5 separate regions of the Homo sapiens genome follow, and all the other regions are linked to region 1. The links are chromatin loops, found by intact Hi-C in ENCODE. Cell type or tissue: PC-9. All regions are shown on one strand.

Evidence for each region. Hi-C counts contacts between places; a loop is a spot of excess contacts. Peaks named below come from ENCODE experiments on the same cell type or tissue, not always from the same donor. Only the 100,000 strongest peaks of a DNase experiment are listed, where the experiment ranks them.
Region 2: a loop joins it to region 1, with 8 times the contacts of the local background. A loop is called at or near these places in 2 of 110 quality-filtered maps.
Region 3: a loop joins it to region 1, with 9 times the contacts of the local background. A loop is called at or near these places in 2 of 110 quality-filtered maps.
Region 4: a loop joins it to region 1, with 8 times the contacts of the local background. A loop is called at or near these places in 18 of 110 quality-filtered maps.
Region 5: it touches region 1 in a loop (4-fold over the local background); 2 of 110 quality-filtered maps call a loop at or near these places.

The regions. Positions count from the first base shown.
Region 1 is chr1:89,806,159-89,811,158 of GRCh38, forward strand. No RefSeq gene overlaps it. Among named protein-coding and RNA genes, the nearest start is that of LRRC8D, 12 kb to the right of the region's middle. In PC-9, no CTCF peak of the experiment used is centred here; DNase peaks (open chromatin) are centred at 2,493, 3,623 and 4,890; H3K4me3 peaks cover 2,403 bases; H3K27ac peaks cover 4,211 bases.
Region 2 is chr1:89,887,661-89,892,660 of GRCh38, forward strand. All of the region lies in intron 2 of LRRC8D (leucine rich repeat containing 8 VRAC subunit D), which reads left to right. Among named protein-coding and RNA genes, the nearest start is that of LRRC8D-DT, 68 kb to the left of the region's middle. In PC-9, no CTCF peak of the experiment used is centred here; DNase peaks (open chromatin) are centred at 2,711 and 3,201; H3K4me3 peaks cover 788 bases; H3K27ac peaks cover 5,000 bases.
Region 3 is chr1:89,908,705-89,913,704 of GRCh38, forward strand. The region is part of intron 2 of LRRC8D (leucine rich repeat containing 8 VRAC subunit D); the gene reads left to right. Among named protein-coding and RNA genes, the nearest start is that of ZNF326, 84 kb to the right of the region's middle. In PC-9, no CTCF peak of the experiment used is centred here; DNase peaks (open chromatin) are centred at 547 and 2,307; H3K4me3 peaks cover 1,067 bases; H3K27ac peaks cover 4,781 bases.
Region 4 is chr1:89,951,230-89,956,229 of GRCh38, forward strand. No RefSeq gene overlaps it. Among named protein-coding and RNA genes, the nearest start is that of ZNF326, 41 kb to the right of the region's middle. In PC-9, no CTCF peak of the experiment used is centred here; DNase peaks (open chromatin) are centred at 2,192, 2,932, 3,342, 4,252 and 3 weaker places; H3K4me3 peaks cover 1,751 bases; H3K27ac peaks cover 4,825 bases.
Region 5 is chr1:89,864,076-89,869,075 of GRCh38, forward strand. All of the region lies in intron 2 of LRRC8D (leucine rich repeat containing 8 VRAC subunit D), which reads left to right. Among named protein-coding and RNA genes, the nearest start is that of LRRC8D-DT, 45 kb to the left of the region's middle. In PC-9, no CTCF peak of the experiment used is centred here; a DNase peak (open chromatin) is centred at 2,126; H3K4me3 peaks cover 1,130 bases; H3K27ac peaks cover 3,690 bases.

The sequences.
Region 1 (5,000 bases):
AGGCACCCTCCACCTCTCCCACCAGGGCATGACACACGATGCACACGTCTTTGCCTTCCCTTAGAAACTTTATTCCAACCTCACCCACTAGATACTTGCTGTACCCTCTTTGTGAGGACAGGACCTTTGGTTTTCTTATCCCAACTCTAGGAACAGGGTTCCTAGACATTATCTTATCCCAACTCTAGGAACAGAGCCTGATATTGGATAAGCCCTTAATGATTGTTTATAGATAAGTGAATGAACAAACTGAGAAGAATGATTAAAAAGAGAGAAATACAGGAGAAGAAACACTTTAAAAATTACCTTATTTCATAAAGGGCATGTGAAGTGTGGGGACAATGCCTTTGGGGTCAGAATGGGGCACCTAGGGATGGCCAAGGGGAGCTGAGGAGCCCTGTTTACTGCACTAACTTCATTTTTCCTGTGAATCTAATACAGCTCGACTTAATACATATTTACTGGGAGTCTTTGATGTGAAAGCCACTACGCTGGACACTGGGGAGTCAAAAATATATTAAGACACAGTCCCTGAACTTGAGGGTATGATAATTTAAAGTGAAACCATTTGGTGATCTATATGCCAGTGTGTTTAATAGGAAACAAGAGATGACACTATTCTGCTCTGAGGACAGTTCAAATGATTCTGGGTCTCATAATTGCTACATGATGTAAGGTGAGTCTTAAGAAGCAATGAAGCACAACGGAGAAAAAAAAGCCAGGCTTTAGAGACCCACAAACCCATGTTTAATACTGTAGCTCCCTCCTCTTACTAGTTATGCTACCAGCAGCCTGGGCTGCCTGTGTAACGTAGGTCTAATAATAATAACACCACTTCTGGCACATATTAGCAGTGGTAAGCATGATTTAGCACTGTGCCAGGCACTCTGCTAAGCACTTTCCATGCGTTATCATATTTAATCCTCTCAGCTATCTAAGTGCCACTTTTATTCACATTTTATTACTGAGGAAACTGGCTGTCATAGACTGAAGGTTTGTGAACCCCCAAAATTCGTATGTTGAAGCTCTAACCCCTGCTGTGGCTGTATTTGCGGATGGGACCTCAAAGGACATATTTAAGGTTAAATGAGGTCATAAGAGTGGGGCCCTGAACAAATAGGTTTAGTGTCCTTATTAGAAGAGATACCAGAAGGCCAGGCACAGTGGCACACACCTATAATTCCAGCACTTTGGGAGGCTGAGGTGGGAGGATCGCCTGAGCCCAGGAGTTTGAGACCAGCCTGGACACTATAGTGAGACCTCGTCTCTACAAAAACTTTAAAAATTAGTTGGGTGTGATGGTGCAACTGTAGTCCCACCTACTCGAGAGGCTGGGGTGGGAGGATTGCTTGAGCCTGGGAGAAGAGATTGCAGAGTCATGATTGTGCCACTGCACTCCAATCTGGGAGACAGGGAAAGACCCTGTCTCAAAAACAAAAAAAGAGACCCAGGGAAAACTCTCTCTCTTCACCCCCTCCCCTCCAAGAAAGAACATGTGAGGTTTTTGCACCAAAGACAGGCCTCATGAAGACACAGTGAGAAGGCAGCCAGGTGCAACTTAAAGACAGACCGCTCACCAGACACCCAGACACCAACCCTGCTGACATCTTGATCTTAGACTTCCAGTCTTCAGAACTATGAGAAAATAAATTTCTGTTGTTTAAACCACCCTGTTTATGGTATTCTGTTATGGCAGCCCGAGTTGACTAATACAGCTCAGAGAGGTTAAGTAATTTGCCTAAAGTGACCCAGATATCAAATAGTACAGTCAGGATTTGAACCTGAACCTGAACCTGGCTGATTAATAAATTAGATAGTGTAGGTAAAATTCCTGCATGGTGCTGGCAAATAATAATCCCTTAATAAATGGTTTATAATATACATATTGCACTCCAGAAGTCAGGCCCACAGAATTATTGCTGTTAGTTAGGGTGAGTTACTAGGAGGACGGCTCAGCAAGAGAGCAAGGAGGGCTAGGCTCCAGAGCCTGTGGCATGAGCCAGACACAAGAAAAGAGACACCTCAGCCACCACCAGTGCTTGTGCAACTCCTCCTGCACTGAGCTTCCTTGGACTCAGGAGCTATCACCCAGATCTGTGGAACCCTAACATCATAGGGTTACAAAGGTCTCACAGGTCACCCAGGTCCACAATCTGGTGCCTGCATACCCCTACCACATCTCTGCCAAGTGACAGCTGCTGCTTTAATCTCTCACCTGATGGCCTCTCAGTATGGTTCTCAGGCAGGGAAGGTGGGAGATAGAGCCCAAGTCCCAGAAGTCATCCCTGGATGACACTTTCAAGATCTTCTAAGTCAACCCCATGTGTTCCACATGGTCTGCTTGGAGGAGGAATAGCAGGGACTTAACCTAGGGAGAGGCTGGAGCTTTTCCCTCCCTCCTATAGAATGAGTCATTCCTTCCCAACCCACTTTTCTCATTGTCCTTCCAGGAGGCAGTGAAAAGTTTCACATATTTGGAAATCCAAATTAACACTGATGCAAACAAAAGGGCCCCTAAGTCATTGGGAACCGGTTTGGTCGGCATCACCACGGAGACCTGGGGGGCAGTTGTCAGAGGAGAGCTGGCTCAGATGTCAGAGATGCACAAACTTGCATATGCTCAGTCCACAAGCAACACCCCCGCAGCTGGCATCTAAACCCTTGGTAAAGCTCTTGGCTACAGAGTGCTCGTTGATGACATTTCATCTCCAAGGCTCTCCTTGACTTTCCTTTCACTGATACAAGGTAATGCAGCTTGAAGCCTCCTACTTTAGCTTGCAGCACAGGGGGTCATTAGTGAGGGGTAATGCTGTATTCACATGCTGGTTACCTGTTTGTCTTGTCTTCTCTTTTCTGACAACACACAGCAGGCAAGGCCTTATCATCCTTTGATGAGTAAGGACAGCTATCTTCTTCAAAGGGCTGGAGTCTCAAAATGAGATGGTCCTTTAGATTTTTCAGTCCCAACTCTTTCATGAAATTGTACCAAGATCCTGATTTCCTAAGCAGACATGGGTCAGGAACTTCATTATTGCCCTTTAATAGATTATATGTTAGTAGGTGCTTGATAAAATCCATATTGAACAGGACCTGAATGTGAGTCCATCCTTGGAGCCACTGCTCTGCCCCTGAAACTTTCTCTGTCCTAGCCCTTCAGCTTTCCCTTCCTGCTGGAGTTCTGCCACTCCTGCAGGGCTATGAAATTCAATTGTGAAAACATCTCTCCAGACCTCTTCATCAGTTCTTCCTAACAACTCTAAGCCTCTAATACTTGTGCTTAGACTATTTTTAACTTTTCCTTTCTTTTAAAAAATTACACCAGAGGAGCTTAATGAGCCCTACTTAACTTTTCGTAGAAAAAGAAAATTTGCAGACATTAACCAATAAGTGCGACTGAACACCATGGTTAGCTGGCACGCCTCTGAAAACCTGCCTTCTCCCTGTGCAATACAATAGTTTATTTTTGGACAGCAGCCTCCACACAACATCATGAACACACAACACTGGGGTTTATAATGAACTTAAAAGAAAGTGAAGATTTATGTGAGAGGTTTAGAGGAGGAACTCAGGGTTGCAGAGGGCAGGGTGTGGGAAGGAGGGACGAGTTCCTGGGCAATGAGAAGTCCTGGCTGCCCAAAGCTGCTTCCAGCATGTTGCACCTCCAGATTCTTTATCTTTGCTTTGAATCAGCCAGGAGTATGAATGATATGAAGCAAGTGGGAGAAAATAAGCAAGATTTCAGATTTTTGTTCATTATCATGTAAAACTAACACACACATAGACACGCATACACCACCACCACCACCACCACGAAAACCAGCAACTAGCCAAACAAAAAAGAGCTTGAGCTCTTACAAAGAATAAAGCACTGTGGCAATAAACATTTTCATCATTCCTCCATCCAAACTCAAGAGTCCCTTTGGGTCAAAGTTGATTCTAAGGAAAGGTTCTCAGCTGTCCTGCAAGGCAAGAGGTCCAAGTCACAAATTACAGGACTGCCCCCATTCGTGTCATAGCAGTTAGGACATGACCATTTGCCCTCTGGATTTTAGCTGAAGTATCATGGAGGTCTTTCCAGGCATGAAAGTAAAGCCCTATTCTTAATAGTGCTCGTACCCAACCATGCTATTTGTTCCAAAGTCGCCTGATTACTTTCCCTATTATCACCATGACCTTCTAAATTGGGGCTCAGCCATGCCTTTACCTAATGGGGTTACAATAAACCATCTCTGACCTGGGGTTTGTGAACGCAGTGTGAGGCATGCAAACACAGCCTTATTTAAGTGCTACTGGTGTGTCTAAGGTCTGGGGACCAGAGAGGGAGGAAGTTAGACTTCAGCAGTGCAAGACCTTCCTCTCTTGATAATTAGCCCATTCTCTCTGAACAGTGTTAGTGTTATAATGTACCATTCTTTAGAATTTTTCTTTAGAATCCATATTATTTCAAGCATTCCATGATAACTCAGAAGATAAAAGTGCTTGCTCAAAGCAGGACAAAGTACTGTCTGGCTGTGTTGGCTAAAAGAAAAGATTTTTAAGATGCTAAGAAATAAAGGAGAAATTTGTACATGACAGGAATAATTTTTAAGTTTATTACCATAACAAATTACTTGTGATCAAAATGAGTGTGAAGTATTTATTCTTGATGTATACAACTTTGATTAATTAATCAAAAGGAGACAGGATAAGAAGAGCAATTCTTTTGAGTTGCCACTCAAGTCTAGTGCTCATAATGAAAAAGGCAAAGAGTTTCATGTTTAGACTCTTGATGAGAGGTTAAAAAGTCAACAAACCTCCATCAAAAAAAGCAATTTTCTGAGTTCTTTACTTGCATGTTTGCTAGTGAGGCAAAAGCAGCCAAGGCTTTTGTTTTATGCACAGTGTAAACAGAAATTGTGTAATCCTTATTCAATGGCTCATTGAATTTAGGTTTAGAATGGGCCTCATTGCTTGTCCCATGCTACCTGATAGAATGGAGATGAAGACAAGCTCTGTGCCTG
Region 2 (5,000 bases), 82 kb after region 1:
TTTTTGGTTTGGCCCACCTTTCAGCCTGTTAAGGTGTTTTCATTGCTAACTCTTTCTATCCTGTATAGTATCCTCTTAAGCCTTATGCAATCAAAATTTCTGCAGCAGTATCATGAATTTAAAATATGGGATAGGAGGAGAGCCCTATGGCATGGCATTCTTCTTCTTATTTTCTTTATAATGTTACCACCTCAGTTATTTAGTTTGTTGGCTAATGACAGATTAGGGAGCCACAGGGTGGGAGGTTTCTTAGAAGAGGGGTGGACTGATCATACCCTGAGTTTATTATCTGATGCCACAGGAGAAAACAGAAAAGATGTAAAAAGGCACCAAGGGAGACGTGACACTGTGCATTTGTCAAAACCCATAAAACTTTACAGCACATATATTGAACATTAATGTATCCAGATTTTTAAAAGCCATTTAGGAGGTTGGAGGATCCCAGGATGAAATTCAGACTATGACAAAAGAATCCAACTGTATTACAAAGTACAGAATAAACTCACTGAAGAAAGTGAATGAAAAAGGGTTACCGACTTAAATAACTTAGGAACTATATGCAAGCACTATACTCTATTCGATAAAGTTGTTTCCCATGAGGATATAAGTTAATGATTCTGAAACTATTATATATGTACACTGGAATTGAATAATAAGTAAATGGATAGTGGATGATGAGGGCCTTGGTTTCTCACTTTGGAATGGAAAGTTATAGATAAGCAAGGAGGGAAATGATCCATGTGGTAATGGATTTGAATTGGAGATACCGATATGAATTCATGTTTAGCTTGATATAGATACAAAATACAAAGAAATATTTATAGATATGTGTATATACACAAGTTAGTACGCACACAATTTCTTCGCTGTGTCACCTGAGAGAGCCTAAAAGCAGCAATATCCCAGCAGCAACAAGCATATCTGGCATCCAGATCTTGGTTTCTAATACCATTATCCTGTGAAAGCCACCAGGTCTCCTGGCCGAATGACAGATTCCAGATTCTAGAGCGGGGGCAGGGAATGTGCAAGATGAACTTGGAGCATCTTGTAGTGCTGGAAAGTAAGGAAGAGCTTAACAAACCCACAATGACGAAGGTTTATCAGAGGGACACAGGAGTTACTGAAATAGCTCACAGTGGCCAAAGATGAAATAATTTGAGCAACAAAATAAAGTAGTAATGAACTGTAACCCAAACTATGAAATATGTACCCATCCTGATATAAATAAATGATTGAATCAATAAATAAATGAGGGAAATAGACAAATCTGTGCAGAAAAATTCCAAATGATTTATGTAGGTATTCCACTCTCAAAGAAGTGGGTTATAATACTTGTCATTTCCTTAAGTGTGGGCTGTGCATGGTGACTTCCCTCCAAAGAGCAATGTGGGAAGGCAGAGAAACCTGACAAATACTGCTCTAGTCTGGTGAGCAAGGTTAACATCAGTGGTGGTAAGTCAGGCTAGTGTTTATGCTTGATATGATGTGATGAGAATGGCACTTTACTTCTGGGGTCTTACTCCCAGAAACCTATAATTTCAGGCTAATCATGAGAAAAGCATGAGACTAATTCCAGTTGGTGGTCATTCTATAAAATACCTGACCAGTACTCCTCAAAACTGTCAAGGTTATCAAAAACAAGGAAAATCTGAGGAACTCTCTCAACCAAAAGGAACCTAAGGAGATATGAGTAATAAATGTAATATGGTATCCTGGATGGGATCCTGGAACAGAAAAAGAACATTAGGTAAAGACCAAGGAAATCTGCAAAAAGTGTGGGCTTTAGTGGATAATATATTTTTATTGGTCTGTGAATTGTGACTAATGTATGATATTATTAATGGGTGGAGTATATTGTAACTCCTGGCAGTAACTTAAATTTCCTCTAAATCTAAAACTATACTGTTTAAATGTTTGTTTAAAAAAAAAAAAAAAGGCAGCCTGGATGCACTGGCTCATTCCTGTAATCCCCGCACTTTGGGAGGCCGAGGCTGGTGGATCACTTGAAGTCAGGGGTTCGAGACCAGCCTGGCGAACATGGTGAAACCCCGTCTCTACTAAAAATACAAAAATTTAGCCAGCTCTTTTGGTGAGCGCCTGTGGTCCCAGCTACTTGGGAGGCTGAGGTAGGAGGATCGCTTGAGCCTGGGTAGTCGAGGCTGCAGTGAGCCGAGATTGTGCTCCTGCACTTCAGCCTGGGTAATAGAGTGAGACCCTGTCTGAAAAAAAAACATAAAATAAAATAGGCCGGATGCGGTGGCTCATGCCTGTAATCCCAGCACTTTGGGAGGCCGAGGTGGGTGGATCACGAGATCAGGAGATCGAGACCATCCTGGCTAACACAGTGAAACTCCATCTCTAATAAAAATACAAAAAATTAGTTGAGCGTGTTGGCGGGCGCCTGTAGTCCCAGCTACTTGGGAGGCTGAGGCAGGAGAATGCCATGAAACCGGGAGGCGGAGCTTGGCAGTGAGCCAAGATCACGCCACTGCTCTCTAGCCTGGGCGACAGAGCAAGACTCTGTCTCAATAAATAAATAAATAAAATAAAATAAAAGCCTTGAGGATTCCAAAAACATTGTAGGAGAGGGCAGCATACCACACCCTAGGAGCCTGGGGGCCTCCGTGTTACAAAAGTGTTGATTGATGCTCTTGATAATGGAGCTGAGTCATCAAGAACAGGTTCAACTTTGTCCTGAGAACCACTAATTCAGGGATGTTCTCACTACATTTTCCTGGTTACAGCCAACTTTTTGGTATTTATAGCCCCAGGCTTTGTATGCTATATCATTCATTCAGTCTTTTTCCTGACATGGTTTAACCTAGGAGGCTCAATATGTAGAATTCATGTCTGAGTCAGCCTCTCCGTATCCCCTTTATCTCCTGGCAGAATCTCTGGTTCCTGGCTCAGGCACATCCATGTTTTTGATTTTTGATTTTTGGTTTTGGAATTATCTTTTGACTTAAGAAGTCACAAAAATAATACAGAGTTCTCCAGTACCCTTCACTCACCTTCCCTTATGTTAATGCCTTACATACCGTAGAACAATTCTAGAAACCAGGAAATTGGCATTTATACAATACTGTTAACCAATCTAGAAACCTTATGCAAGTTTTGCCAGTTTTCCTACTAATGTCCTTTTTCTAGTCCAGGATCCAATTCAGAATCCCACATAGTACTTAGTCTCCTCCAAGCCATGATGATAGTTCCTCATTCTTTTTTTGTTTTTTATTTTTTTTAGAGACGGAGTCTTGCTGTGTCATCACTCTGGAGTGCAGTGGGGCGATTTCGGCACACTGCAAGCTCCGCCTCCCGGGTTCACACCATTCTGCTGCCTCAGCTTCCTGAGTAGCTGGGACTGCAGGCGCCCACCACCATGCCCAGCTAATTTTTGTATTTTTAGTATAGACGGGGTTTCACCGTGTTAGCCAGGATGGTCTCGATCTCGTGACCTTGTGATCCGCCCGCCTCAGCCTCCCAAAGGGCTGGGATTACAGGCGTGAGCCACCGCGCCTGGCCTCAGTTTTTGTCTTTCATAACATCAACACTTTGGAAGCATACTGGCCAGTTACTTTGTACCTTGTCTATCCATTTGGGTTTTCTGGTATTTTCTCATGATTAGATTGGGGTTATGCATTTTTGGCAAGAGTACCACATAAGTTATGTGTTCTTCCAAGTTCGTCATATCAAGATGCACGTGATGCTGATATGTTTTATTACTGGTGGTGATAACTGTGATCTGTTAGTAAGGATGATGTCTGCCACTCCATTATAGAATTATTGTTTTCTCTTTTGTAATAAATATCTTGTGGAGAGATACTTTGAGACTATGCAGATATCCTGTTTCTCATACTTTTGCTCACTACTTTTAGTGTTTATCAGTGTCTTGTGCCTGCAACAGTTATTGCTGTAATGTTTGCCTAACAGTGATTTTTGTCTTTCCATCATTTCCTCTACATATATTATTTGGAATTCTGCTTTAAGAAAGAGCTGTCAAGGTGCATTCATTTTTAGTAATAATGATAACCACAATAATGTTGATTATAATTATAATGGTACCCAACATTGTTATTATGACTTGCTTTGTGCCTGGCACAGTGCTGAGTTCTTGGTTTCACTTTTATAACACCTTCTTAATTAGCTCATCTGTCTGCAAGAGTTGTATTTCCTGGAGCACCCTCTCCAGCCTTTCCTTTCCCTTTGTTCCTGTAACTTTCATTTGCCCCTCTGTCATCATCCCCCTGCCCTCTGTATTAACAACTCTGGGTTCTCTCACTCCATACTAGACTTTGGTCTCTTATCTCTGTATCTCCGGTTCCATGTATAATGTCCATCACATCATAAGTGCTCAGAAACTGTTATTGAATGAAATAATTTGTTTTGAGCCTGTGTAACCCCAGTTCATCCTACCTGAGCATGCTACATTGTTCCGTTTCACATTCTGATAATTGTTCTTTAGTGGTCAAGCCATATGTTTGCCCCATATGAAGCTCACAATGATAAAATGCTGGATATTTCACAGTGCTGCTGCTGTTAAGCCAGGTGTCCTGAACGCCCTCGCTCCATGTTTGAGTTTTTAAATTATGTACAAGGCTTTAGGCTGATCCCTGTTAAATATCATCTTGTTTGTTTTAGCCTGCCTTTTCAACCTATGGAGATCTTTTTGATACCTGATTCTGTTCCCCAGCCCATTTGCTATCCTTTTCAGCATTGTGTGATTTAAAATTTTTCATCTTCCAAATGATTGATAACAGTGTGGGATAAGGTAGGACCAAGTTCCCCGCTTGGCATTATTTAGCACTCTAGGTGCAGTCATTTGACCTGTAAGGAATCTACAGAACCGTCACTAGATTGATATTTCCTTTTTTTTTTTCTTTTGAGACAGTCTCGCTCTGTCGCCCAGGCTGGAGTGCAGTGGCACCATTTCAGCTCACTGCAAGCTCCGCCTCCTGGGTTCACGCCATTTTCCTGCCTCAGCCTCCTGAGTAGCTGGGGCTATA
Region 3 (5,000 bases), 100 kb after region 1:
TTTGATTTTGAATTGGCCGACCATTGACCATGTTGGACCAGCAGCAGCAGCATGTGGATATGTGGGTCCAGGCAGGAGGGGCTAACCTCTCCATGGCTTCTGTCTCAATGGGGAGTTCCTTACTGTGACTCTCAGAGGAAATGAAGGATGATAAATCCAGCTGCTGCTTCCTGTTTCTATAATTTGGGGATTTATTTTTTTAAAGGGTAGAATGCTTTATTTTTAAACCAGTGGAAAATACCCTCAACGTGTTCCTTGTTAGTATTTCCTTGAAATCTAGATGCACTCATTTGAGCTTTAAAGGAGTGGGTGTGTTTGCGTGTGTGTGTGTGTCTGTGTGTCTGTGTGTGTGTCTGAAATTCCCATGATGCTGCCTGAGATGGCTCGCTCTCTTTCAGTTTTTCAACAACAATAACAACAGAATGAAAACCAATTAAGGCAGATTTCACTGGGCAGGAAGCTCTATGTGAGATTGATGACAGTATCTGATTTAGAGGAGGCCTGTAATTTATATCTGTGGTATTACTATCTCTCTGGGTATGCTTGTGCAATTCAGGTCTGGTTTTTCTTCTGCTTGTGATTGTGTCATTAGTAATAAAGTCCCGAGGCATTTAGGAAACACACTGCCTTCTCACATATCATTGTTTACAGACAGTAGCTGTTTGGTATAGATGATTAGGATGCCATTTTTGGAGTTTGATTATGTAGCCCCTGACTCCATAACTAAAACCAATAGGTAGAAATATATTTTACCAGTGCCATTTTTTTTTTCATTTCCTAATTTAAGAGACAGAGGATGTATATGGGGTTCCAATGGTACATCGTTCAGGAGCAGCATAGGAAATTTATCTGGCAAAATAGAATTATAAGAATTTAGTAGGGCCAGGCACGGTGGCTCACGCCTGTAATCCCAGCACTTTGGGAGGCCGAGGCGGGCGGATCATGAGGTCAGGAGATCGAGACCATCCTGGCTAACACGGTGAAACCCCGTCTCTACTAAAAATACAAAAACTTAGCCAAGCGTGGTGGCGGGCGCCTGTAGTCCCAGCTACTTAGGAGGCTGAGGCAAGAGAATGGCATGAACCCAGGAGGCGGAGCTTGCAGTGAGCCGAGATCATGCCACTGCACTTCAGTCTGGGCAACAGAGCAAGACTCCGTCTCAAAAAAAAAAAAAAAAAAGAATTCAGTAAATATACCAAATCCCCTCACTGAGTAAGAATCTTGGCTCTAATTTAAGTCCCTTAGCCCCTCCTTTCATGTTCTTAAAATCATAGCTAAGGTACTATTCTTCTTATAGTGGGTGATCAGTACATATTTTGTACTTACGAACCAGTAGGCCTAAGTGAGTTGTTTATTCTTTTAAGAATTATGGTTACACTTTAATGAATTCAGAATAAAAAATAAATCTTCACAGCCTAAATTTAGTGAAGAGATTATACCGAATATTTGGTCTGACTTTGTTAACAACTTTTTGAAGGTAAGATTTAAAAACTTTGAGACTATGACACTTACTGGAGGACTGTTCCAGCACACTGGATGTTGTAGAAGTCTGGAATTCTCATCTCCATTCTGCCATTTCCTTGTAACAAGTTTCTTGGCTATAAAATAAAGTTGATATTATTTGTTTGTCTCATAGTAGTTTGTGAGGATCAGATTAGTTGGAATCCATGGAATTGTCTTTTAAAAAGTGAGATTATGATAAAGACCTTAGGTAATATTGTTATTAAATGACAGTTGGGTTGTTGTTTCATTTTTTAAGACTTTACTCCTTGTGCCCTTAGGCAGCCTTTGACTACCAGCATTTTGTCACCTTCACTTTAAGGGTTCCTTCTAGTGATTTTTTTTAATTTGTAGAAGCAAATTTAATTTAATTTGAGTTAATCTCTAGTTTAAAATAAGCTGAGGGGGCAGGTATGGGCTTCATAGTGTCAGTCAGATCTGGGTTTGAATCCTGGTCCACCTTGTATTAGCTGTGTGATCTCGGTCGAATTACTCAAACTTTCAAAACCTGTTTTCTCTCAGTAAAACTGAAGCAGTAATACCACTGCTCAGGATGGATAGGACAATTTAATAGGCTCAAGTATGTAAGTGCTTGGTTATTCAGGAGGGGTAATTTTCTTCCTGTCTTCCCCTGCCTATTAGCAGTAGCCTCAGTGTTGAATGGCAAGATACAGCCCAAGATTTTCCTGTAAATATGCCAGCAGTGCACAGCTCCTCCCCTCTCTACCTCATCTTTGTCCCTGTATACCATGGTCAAGGAAATGAGAAGTAAACTAGCCGCTGTAGGTCACTGACACTCTCCTTAGAAATGCTAAATATTTCTTTTCCCACCTTCTTTTCAGTGTAATCTGACCTGAGTTCTCTGAATGCTTGACCTTCCCAGGGAGTTTCAGCGGGTGAGAAAGCCTGACACTGCTTGGATTACTTGAATATATACAGAGCTACTCACTCATATGTCCATGCATTTTTGGGGTTTTTTTTTTTTTAGTTATATAGTTTGTGGAATTATTTTGCAAGTTACCTTTTTCCCTTTAGACTTTTCAAAAAAGAACCTTTTAAAATTTTATGACGGGATAAGCAATATGGTGGTTAGCAAGATTAATGTTTACCAGTTTGCTGAAGGGAAAATCAAACAACATATGTCCAAACTCTGTTTAAGAATTTCCATGGGATTCTGAATTCCTTAATCTCTGTAGTTTTATGAAGTCATAGCAACATGCCGCATACTTGAGTTATAGCTCCTTGTCGAAATGTGTTTGTATAATTTGACTTTATGTTCAAAATAAGAAACAAGTAGCCGTAAGAAAAACATCTTGGTACTCTCTCACCCTGCTACTTCCAACTTTTACCCCTCTACTCCTTTCCTATCCTGAAAAATACACCCTCCCATCATACCTGCCTCCCCCGCTTGCTGTTGTACCAGCCTTTTGTTTCATCCCCAGCTGAGATTTGAGAGGTGAATATTCACTTTCCCACATACCCTTGCACACGTGAGCCAGACTTTTTCACCGAAAGTGCTCAGGCCAAAGTGTCAGGTGACTCTCAGCTGCCAGATCCAGCGGTCACTTTTGCCCCTTAACGTGCGTGACTTGCTTTTGACACCTGCAATGCTGCTTACCACTCTCTTCCTGAAGGGGTTGCCTCTTTTGGCTTCTAGGCCAACATTCTCTTCATAGTTCTTGTCCTCTGACCCACCCTTCTTCCTCTCCTCTGCTGAATGCTTTTCTTCTCCCAGTTCCCTAAATGCTAGTGATCCCCTGGATTCTGCCATTGGCCTTTTTTCTCTGTGTATGCTCTCCTTGGATTATCTCATCCTGCATATGTGGATTAGTCACAAATCTGTAAATCCCAGATCTTTCTCTTAGGATTCAGGACAACCAACTACTAGATACCTTGACTTAAATTTATTATGCCACTACCAGCTATTCCAACTGAAAAATTGAATTGAGTGGAAATCATGTTGACTATAGAGTAGTTTTCTCCTTCATCTCCCTGCCTCCAGTCTTTCCTCCCTTCAATCTTGCTTCTACATTCCTGGTAGAATTCTTTTTAAAACGGAATGGTGACCTCATTGCCTCACTTGTTAAAACCCTTCAGGGGTTCCTTACTGTCCCTTTGTAATTAGGATCTTACAATATTGAACTTTCCCTGAGTTGTACCCTGGAAAATCTCCCCATCCTTCAATTTTCCAACCCTCACCCCCCACCCCCACCCTTTGGTGTTCTGGGAAACCACAAAGGACTATCTTGTTCTCCAATATTCTGAGATTAGACCCATCTCTGTCCTTCCTGACTCCCAGATGACTTCCTTGTTTACCTGCCTCTATAGAACTCCAGACCCTTTCCTTTTCTTTGAGACAGCCCTCATTAGTGTTTTATTCCAGTAGCTTGAAGAAAATCACCTCCTTAATTGTCTGGTGCATTTTGGCTCTCACAAGTCTTACCCTGTTAATTTGTTACAGTTATCATTCTATCATGTTATGTTTGTTTATAATATAATCTCTACATTGTATTATTTATAATAAATTACAATATATTGTTCATAAATTGTTAGTATAAAATACTATTTTATGTTTATACTTCCACTTTAAGTCCTTAGTGTTTATAAAATACTTGTATTTATAAACAAGGATGAATTATAAAATAAGTCTGTCCAAATCTATTTCTAGATGCTTTTAAGAGGTGTTTTTTAGTAGTTGGAGGTTTTATTAATTATGTTACCAACTAAACTGCTGAGACACCCAAATAGAATGACTTAAATAAGATAGATGTTTATTTCCTCCTTACAGAACAGTCCAGATATGAGCAGCCAGCAACTGGCAGGATAGCACTCCTGTGCTACACACGTGATTTCTAAGGTTGTCCTGCTGTCCCCATTTCTAGCCCGCAGGAAAAAAGGAAAAGGAAGGCCAAGTCAAGTAGCCTTGTCTTGTAGCCTTGTCTTTATGAAGGTTACCAGGAAATTAGTTGAACTGCTTCTTACATCCTGTTGGTCCCTCCTCATTAGGTGGCCACATCTGGCTGCAAATGAGGCTGGGAAATGTTATCTCTAGATGGGCACCTTTGCACCTAGCTAAACTGGGTGGTGATGGTGGCAGGTGTATGTTACTAAATAATGATTTTGGGGGCACACTTAGTAGTTATCATAGAAATGGAAGACTATTTTGATTAAAAAGTCAACTTGGGAGGAAATGAGTGATTAAAAAACATCTGGGCCTACCCTATAAGCTTCAGTACTTGCCATATGTAAGTAACAGGACTCAATACTTCTTTCTTTTTTCCTTCTAGAAAAGTATGCCATGCAGAGTTAAGAGTATGTAAATTTAAAAGACAGTTTGTAGCTCTTACTCTCAACCAGTGCATTTGTGGTGAAAATGGGTGGCATAGGATACATGTGCATATTACAAACAAATGCTTGCAACATGGAATTCTCTCTACACTTTTTTGTCTCATTACTTATATTTTCAGATTCAGTACAACTTGTGGTATCAGTTTATCACC
Region 4 (5,000 bases), 150 kb after region 1:
TTTTTAATTATTAGCATACATTTTACCACTTATCTGTATATTATACAATGTTCTTTTAAAATGCAAATATGGCCAGGCAGGGTGGCTCACGCCTGTAATCCCAGCACTTTGGGAGGCTGAGGCGGGCGGATCACAAGGTTGGGAGTTCGAGACCAGCCTGGCCAACATGGTGAGACCCCCCCATCTCTACTAAAAATACAAAAAAAATTAGCCGGGCATGATGGCAGGCGCCTGTAGTCCCAGCTACTTGGGAGGCTGAGGCAGGAGAATCGCTGGAACCTGGGAGGTTCAAGTGAAGGTGAGAAAGAGAAATCAAGAATGTCAACTAGATTTATGTTTTGATCAACACATACCAGGTGACACCATTTCCTGAGAGGTAAAACAGCAACAACAAAAATAACAACTTGTATTTCAGACAAATAGAAAATTATGAAGAATAACTTAACTTCTAAAACATTCATTTGTATGTATGCTGATGCAAATTTCATTTAGAATCTGACGTTAAAATGAAGAGAGAAGGGCAAATGCATCTAAGACTTTAGAATATTTTTGGTAATAATGTGTTAGGTAAGAAAAGAATATCTGGATAAGCGATGTAACTACTCTGGCAAATGATGTTTTACATTATAATGCAAGTTAAATAGACTATTTTGCCTATGCCTGGAATTTTCCAGTGGAGGTAGATGATTTCTTAGAACAGGGATGAGTGGAAAGTTAGGGTATTTCTGAAGACCCACTAGTGAAATAGCAGTGTTTCTCCCTCAGAGATTGTTCCCTTTTTGATTCCTATGACTAATTCTGTCATTTGCAGGAGTTTAAGAAAAAGTTACATTTTTTTTCCAGCTATGTCTCTAACACATTTTTCTGGCACTGTTTATAAGCTCAAATTTCCAGTTGAAAGGATGGTTAAGATTGAATTACTCTTCAAATTCCTTTTTCCTTTCACAGTTGTTTTTCCTTGACGAAGTCTCTTTGTCACTATCAAGGTTAAGTGAAGTCACTATTGAAGGAAAGAACAGAAGGAATTTGGAATGCTTTTCCATTAACTTCTGAACCACAGTGACTTATTCCTTGAGAATCTCCAGTAAGGCTTAGGGTCTTTCGGATAAGTCATTTTGGAGAAATGTTTTCTTCTTTTGCTGTTAGGTTGACATGGCAAAAGAAATAATATTATTTGTGTTAACCTTTGTCCTAGTATGTTATTGCTCAAAGCAAGGTTGTAGATACCATGAGAATTATGCCTAAATGATACAAAATTGCATTTTCACCACCCAGTACTGCACATGGCAGATATTTGGTAGGCATTAGTTGAATTACAAATTCCAAGAATCTGCTAGAAATCGTAGATTGGTTCCTTTCATCTTGCAGATAGCGTGATGGAAGAAGAGGAGTTGAAAGCTTTTAGCTCCTAGGCAAAAAGTCACATGTTGTTTAGAAATCTCACTATTTCCTCTGAAATTGAAGGCATCATATTTTTAAGGACATTTTGTAGAGCAAGGCCCTGAATCTGAAACCACCTTTGCAGAGATTATGATAGCGAGACCAGTCTAGCATGGCTGACTCCATCTTGCTTCTAGCCTCACAGCCTGGCTGTCTTTCCTCATTGCTGGGCATAGACCAAGCTAACCATGGGAGGAATTTAGTCATATAGTCATAGTTTACCTTTTTTTTTTTTTTTTTAACTAAATAGGGATGAGGTCTTGCTATGTTGACCAGGCTGGTCTCAAACTGCTGGTCTCAAGCCATACTCCCATCTCGGCCTCCCAAAGTGCTTGAGATTACAGGCATGAGCCACCACTCCCAGCCTATAGTTTAACTTTAAAGCAAGATGATAATAGTCCTTTTCTAAAAGTAATCTCTTTATTAACAGACTGAAACCACCTTTGTAAGACTGAGAGACCACAAGATTAAGATTATGGGAGGGGCCTGAATTCTGCTAAACTACAGGCATATTTTATATAATCCTTACTGCTCAGGAGTCATGTGGTCAGAGTCATGTGGTCACAAGATTTGTGACTTCCCCAGTTGCTCATGTAGATAACATCACTAATGTAGAACCTAAAATTGGTCTTTTGAGATACTTTTCAGATTTTTACATTCTGGCAACTGATTGACCTCACCCAGACCTGAGGCTCAGGCTTCAGCCAGTCCTGTGGCCCCACCCAGAGGCTGACTCAGTGCACGTAATTGTTTTCCACACCCCTGTGATTTCATTCCTAACCTATGAGCAGCACCCCTTCCCTTGCTCCCTACCCACCAAATTATCCATAAAAACCCTGGCCTCTGAGTTGCTGGGGAGACTGATTTGAGTAATAACTTCAGTTCTGCTTGGCTGGCCTTGTGTTAATTAAACTCTTTACTGCAATAATACTGTCTCAGTGAATTGCATTTACCTGTGCAGTGGGTAAGAACCTGTTAGGCAATTACAAATCCATAAACATAGCCTTTATAATTATCTTGCTAATTCTGTATGCAAACTTCTTTAAAATTTTTTAAAAATTATTTATTGTTTTTATTTTACTTTATTTTATTTTTATTTTAGAGAAAGACAGGATCTTGTTCTGTCACCCAAGCTGGAGTACAGTGGCATGATCATAGCTCACTGTAACCTTGAACTCCTGGACTCAAGCGATCCACCTGCCTTAGCCTCCTGAGGAGCTGGGACTACAGGTGTGTGCCACCACACCTAGCTAATTTCTTTCTTTCTGTCTTTTTTGGAAAAAACAGGGTCTCGCTATGTTGCATAGGCTGGTTTTGAACTCCTGGCTTCAAGCAATCCTCTCATCTCAGCCTCCCAAAGTGCTGGGTTTACAGGCATCTGAGCCACCCCACTCCAGTTATATGTAAACTTTCAAGTTTCTATTTAGTTTGCTTGGCAGGATAAGGGAGATCCTCCCCACCCCCACTCCATCTAGGGAGAGCTTTTAGGATAAAAAAAACTCTGTGGTAGGAAGTAAACAAACATTCTCAACTGACAGACTTTTGAACTGAAAAGGGCCAGGAAGACAACAGAAACTCCTTTACCACAATGATATAATAGGGTGAAGTGAAGAACATATTAATATGCTGGGAAAAAAAAAAAAAACCCAGGCATGGGGCTAGAGTACATGCCTGTCATCCCAGCTACTCAGGAGGCTGAGGCAGGAGAATCACTTGAGCCCAGGAGTTGGAGGCCGTTCTGGGCAACATAGTGATATTTCAGCTCCAAAAATTTAAAAAGCCTGAAAAATACTTTGCTCCTGTGTTACTGACCCCCATTGTCTTTGAAAGATGAGCAATACTGATTATGGGGAAATATTTGTCCTTAGGTATTTCAGGAGGAAATTGGCCTCAGCCATCAGCCCTCACTGCCCAAGGGGGAAAAGCATTTCAAGAAGTTCCACTACAGGGGTAGCCACATTCCTCCCACTTTAGAGTCAGCAGAAGGATAAGCCAAGGGAATCTGCCTTTAACACTCAGCAGAAGCCCAAGGCATTCATCTTTGCACTTCATAAGAAGAGACAGCAGCAACTGGGACCACTTTCTCTTTTTGAGAATGGGACTGATTTCTGAGGCAAAGGGATGGGATCATTAGAAAAGGAATCTCAGAGGGAAGATCGAAGAGGAGGACAGCAGAAACCTGAGGAGACAGAGAGCAAGGTAACAGCCATTTGGGATATCTTGTAAAGGTCTAAATTGTGAGTCCTTGTCCCGTCTGCTCACCTCCTTTCCTCATATGGTCGTAGGGAGCAGGTTACTCAGAGAGGGTTATAACTGTTGGTCCTCCTCTTCCGAATGATTTTGCAATGCTTATCTACATTTTTTTGGAAAAGATTAGTGTCCAGAGGGTGTTTGAGCTTGCGGAAATGGATGCATATGTGTTTGAGAAACAAATATCCTGATCAGTTGGTGGTCCCTAGCAGAGATGGGTCCGAGAGGGTTACAGGCCAGACTCCCCCCCATAACTAAGATAAGGAGGAGTTTACTGGTGTTGGGGCTCAAAACACAGTGCCCTAAAGTGTGGTGCTTTGGCATGCTGAGTACTTTGAACTGAAGGAGATTGCAAGGGCCTCAGAAGCAACATATTTCCGACCTTCTCCCACCCTCCTATCTCCAGACTCTCTTTCTCCCCTGAAGCAACTCATAAAACCAGAATAAGTCTTCCTCAAGATGGGTCATAGAAATTCTAACTCCTCTCCCCTGAAGCAGGCCATAAAACCTAGAAATGTCACTCTCTGACATTCTCCCCTCTTCCCTGAAGACCTTCATGTGACAAGTGTCTTGTGCTATACCCAGAGCTACATAGGGGGCCAAGAAGAAGCAGAACAGACAGGCCTTGCTGCATTCCCCTCAGTTGATTACCATTATTGCAGCATACCCTTGTTGTCCAATCTCATTTCTACGTGACTGTCCATTTGTCAGCAAACCTAAGCATAAGAATACCCAGCTTTTCCTGGGTCTTTGGTTCTTCATTTCTGAAGTCTCCCATGTCATTTAAAACTTTGTTAAATAAATTTGTCATGCTTTTCTCTTGCTAACTTGTCTTTTGTTATAGAAGTGTCTGCCATGACCATTGTGATGAGTGACGAAGGAGTATCGTACCTGTTTGTCCCTCCACAGGCTAGCAGATGACTCGCTAATCGTAGGAGACAAGCTATCTCCTTTGCCTTGACTAAACCTTGAAAACTAGCAAAACTCATCCACATAGCAGAATAGGAAGGCATTCCTGACACACCTGGGTCACATGAGATTTAATTGTTTTTATTACAAGGCCTTTTGTGAGGTCTTGCAAGCAGTGGGGAAATTACCAACTGGACTACTATTTCTTTCACAAATGCTAATTAAATGCCTTTAGGTGGCAGACTCTTTTCTTTTTTTTTTTCTTCTTGAGACAGAGTCTCACTCTGTCGCCCAGGCTGTAGTACAGTGGCAAGATCTCTGCTCACTGCAAACTCTGCCTCCCGGGTTCAAGTGATTCTCCTGCCTCAGCCTCCTGAGTAGCTGGGATTACAGGCAGGTGC
Region 5 (5,000 bases), 58 kb after region 1:
AAAGGTCTTAACCAGTACTTGGGTTTGCATTGAGGCACCATGTCAATAGTGAGGATCAAAAGATTGGTCTGTTCTGTTTTTTGTCTTTGAACCAAGACTTTCCAAAAAGAACATAGACTTGTTTTGAATATTGCCGCCTCTGGGTGTGAGTGATTATGCAAGTCAGTAGCATTTTTGTTTTTTTGTTTTGAAAAAACTGTTCAACATAGATGCAGAGGTAAGAAATTGCAAGAAAAACAAAAACACTTTTTCAAACTTGTACAAAGCCATCTTTGAATGCAGGTGGTCCTCAGTTTACAAGGAGTTGTAATTCTTCCTTCATCTGATGAAAGACACCACTATCCACCAGTTACCATTTGAACACTTTCCATGATGTATCCTTCTCATTTAACTCCCAGATGCAATGAAGTGCCAAGCCCTCTCAATTCTATCTTAAATTTTATCTGGTATCTCTTAACTGTGCTGTGGGCTGCTGCAGTCCACAGCTCCAGTTGCGGCCTCCATCATGTTTTGCCTGGACTGCTGCAGCTGCCTCTGAACTCCAGTGCTCTCTATACATTGGAACCTTATGTCAGTGACCTCCTTAACACCCTCCAGTGAATTCTCATTATCCTTGGAACTCCTTAATAAGGAGTTAAAAGCCAGAGTCCTTAAGACATCAAGACCTTGCCGCAGGAAACCTCAGCCTCCATCTCTAGTCTAGAGTACTAGCTTTACCTACCCCCGACCCCTCACCATCTTCCAGACACAAAAAACTTCTTCCTGTACTTCTTATTGGCTAAGTTTTCATGACAATAAGCTTTGACTACAGGGTATGTCTGATGTCTAGCACACTTTTTCCCCTTCTGCTCCTTCACTTTTGTTTGGGTAACTCCTGTGTCTTCTTTTGGTTTTAATGTCCTTCCAGAAGCTGTCTAACCCCTAAACTGGATTAGGTCCCCTTGCTGTTTCCATAGAACATTTTACATCTCCAACATTTCACTTATTACATTGATTTGCCTTTTCTAATAGATTTCAAGCCCCATAAGGGCATAAATATGTCTATCTTGTTTCCCACTGTATCCCAATACCCAGCACACAGTAGGATCTCCCGTGTTTTTGAATGAATGTGGTCCAGATCATTCCCTTATTATTACTTGTAGTAGTGCTTAGCACACAACCTGTGAATGAATTTCATTCCTTTAAAGGGAGTTTTCAAAAACCATTCTTGTTGATTACTTTGCTTAATTGTACTAAATATGTATAAACATGAAATTATATATATATATATATATATATATATATACTTTCTGTGCTTATAGTTTTTATAAAACTATTAAACATTTTAAAATCGCAAATACAAATAATATATTAAAACCTTTGAAATTTAAATTAATAAGATGAATGCTTTTTTGCCAACACTAAATCACTTATGTTGATTTTTTAAAATATGAAGTTGTTCCATTGGGTCCAAATATGTACTTAAGGCATATGAGTCTTTTGACTGATAGTAGTAATGTAGAGAATACTTATTTGCATAAATAAGTTATTCAGAAGCACATTATGAACTCGAAAGCCTTGCTTGCTAGCTCAGGACTATCAGAACTTATCAGATCGTAAATCTGCCAGTGAATAGTTCTTTAGTTACAATTTTAATGATTTTAATGACTTACAACTTTTTTGTTAGAGCTGTAAATGTCCTGTTCATTCAAAGATGATGTTACCATTTCAGAATTACTGACATCAACTCCAAATATATATCTAATTCAACTATTGGCAGAATCAGGAACAGGAATATGTTTGTAAATTTTAGTTCTTAGAGATATGGAAAATTTTTAAGGTTTTCAGCATGCAGCCAAGTGTCAGACTGTTGAAGGAAGTCAATAGATTATAGAAATGACTCATTCAGATTATTTTGAAAACAACTTGAACAGAACTTTTTGTTATCATTGCCTCCTCTTTATAATTTTTGAATTGCTGAAACAAAACCTTTGCTCTACAATACCTGCATGTGTAGCACATACCTTCATGTCATTTGACCTTCCCTTGGTGTGTTTCTGCAGATTATGTATCAAGTCTGCCTCTGTCCTTTCCTCATCAGCCTGAAGCAGTTACTATAGTACATTCCTTCACTGTTTGTCATTTTATGGTGCCATGAAATTAAAGTCTTGCTCAATGACAGTCTTAAATTACATTTTATCATTGCCGTGTGTGCTTATCAGCACCCCAGGAGTACTGATCACTGATGAGGAATGCTTGGTGATGTGGCAATTATAAATACACACTTGGGCATGGTATTGCTAAGGGGGTCATTCGGATGGTCCAGTGTGCATTTATATCAGTTTCCTTTAGATTAACATTAAGATGAAAACACAAATTGAAAGATTATTCTGGAGAAGTCATAGACTCTTGAATGTGTCGGTAGTTTTTTAGAGATCCTTAGACCCCTGTTTGAGAACACTTGCTTACAGCATTCATAGACTGTGTACAAAAATACAGCCAGATTATTGTGTTTCTGGAAGTGTTCTGGCGTTTCTAGGCCATTCCTTTAGTTCTCTACTTTTCTTTAGCCTTTGAGCCTATCCCTACATCTTAGAAAACCCCTTCTTGGTGAGAGGAATGTCAAGCTTTGTTTTCTGGTCTCACGAAGGCCCGATAGGCTCTCTGTTGGGGTCTCTCTCTGGCTATTTCTGGTTACCTAGGTAACCCTGCAGCCCATCCCCTCAGGAGCATGGAGAATACACACCTGTTGAGGAGGGAATAGAGAGAGCAGGGCAGCAAGGAGAGTTAAGGGCGGCATGAGGATTTCAAGTGTATCAATCAGATAGATACTTACACTTAACATTAAAAGGAAAAATCGGTGTGATGTCGACCCCAAAGTCGAAGGTATTTTATTAAGCCAAACATCATCAGGGTAGCAAGTCACTTAGTATTTGTGTATTTTTTTAACTGTTTTATTGAGATATAATTCATATACCATACAATTGGCCCACTTAGAGTGTATAATCCAACAGTGTTTGTAGTACATTTAGAATCATGTGACCATTACCACATCAATTTTAGAGCATTTTATCACCCGAAAAGAAACTCTGTCCCCAGTTAACATCATTCTCCATCCTTTTCAGTCTCACCAGCCCCTGACCAACATTAATCTGTAGATTTGCCTATTAAGGACATTTAGAATAAATGAAATAATACAATATATACTTTTTCATAAATTATGTAGTCACTTTTTGACTGGCTTCTCTCATATTTTTAAGGTTCAGCTACACTGCAGCATGTGTCAGTATTTCATTTCTTTTTATTGCCAGATCATATCCCATTGTATAAATATGCCAGATTTTAAAGTGTACCATTCTGTAATGTTAAGTATATTCACATTGTTTTGAAACAGATCTCTGGGACTTTTTCATCTTACAAAACTGAAACTATATACTCCACATTTTATTTACCCATTCTCATAGATTGGGTTGTTTTCCACATTTGGGCAGTTGTGTATAATACTGCTGTGAACATTTGTATGCACGTTTTTAGGTGGAGATATATTTTCATTTTTCTTGCGTGTATTCTGCCTAGGAGTGGAATTGAAGGGCTAGTCATCTGGTTATTCTTTAACATTGTGAGGAACTGCCAAGCTGTTTTCCAAAGTGGCTGCACCATTTTGCATTCCCACCAGCAATGTCGTTTTTGATTTGCATTTTTCTAATAACTAAGGATGTAGAACATCTTTTCATGTGAAGACATTTAATTAAAATGTTTTCCTTAAAATAATGTTTTACTAGATTCTCAGGGTTATAACTTAGAAAGGAAACATCCTTTTAGAATTCTTCAAGGATACTAATTGTAACCCAAATTATGAGGATTGAAAGACAAAGAGTAAATGGCTGCCCTCATTGTAAGGACTGACTGTTGGCAGGTTAGGTTTTAAGTAGAAATGGTTTAGCAGTCTCATTTTCAGGAACATACTAAATGGAGTCCTGAACTGGGTTATCTGTGATAAGCAAAGGAGGAAAGAGAAAAAGAGGCAGATGGGCCAATGTAAGCCATTCCCTTTCAAGATGCTCAATTACTAGCACAATCAAGCCAAAGAATGGCCTTCAAATGATGAGAAAATACATAAGCCATCTATACATTTTCTAGTACCTTGTTTGGTGTCTGGCACAAAATATTTATTCTGGGTTTTGAAGAAGATAGAACCTTGAATGCAGCTGACACACCAAGATTTTGAATCATAAAATGTAAGGATTAGAAGCTAATGATTCCCACAGGAAACATTATAATAAGTAAAAACAGGCTGCGCAAACCGTCCCTGGGTTAAATTCTTAAAGCTACTGGGCTCCTTCAGATTATGCAAATTTCTTCAAAACTACATCTGATCTCTCCCATGATTCCCTCAACACATGCATGAAAGGTATATGTGAATTCCATGACACGAATGAGGTTTATTTATGTAAATATACCTCAGCATATTCCCCCACCCCCCACCAAATAAGGCACATCAATTTTTTACAATAATAAAGAGCTAATTGTTGAGTTCTAACTATATGCCAGGCACGTGCTAAGCAGTGTACATTGTGTCATTTAATTGACATAGCAACTCGATGAAGTTGATCCTACTCTTATTCCTGTATTACAGAAAAGGAAATTTAGGTTCAGCAAGACCAAGTAATTTGCCCAGTATCATACCAGCTCTAAAGAGGCTACCGGAGGATTCTAGGCTTCTGGTCAGTGCTCTCAACCACTGAACACAAAAATGTCTTTCTTATTCCTTTTAGTCTGCTGCAGTAATTGGGAGGATATAGAATAACTTTTTAAGTATTGACACTGTATTTTTTGTTGTTGTTTTTTTGTTTTGTTTTGTTTTGTTTTTCAGACAGAATCTCACTCTTTCGCCCAGGCTGGAGTGCAGTGGTATGATCTTTGCTCATTGCAACCTCTGCCTTCTAGGTTCAAGTGATTCTGCTGCATCAGCCTCCCAAGTAGCTGGGAGTACACACGCATGCCACCATGCCCGGCTAATT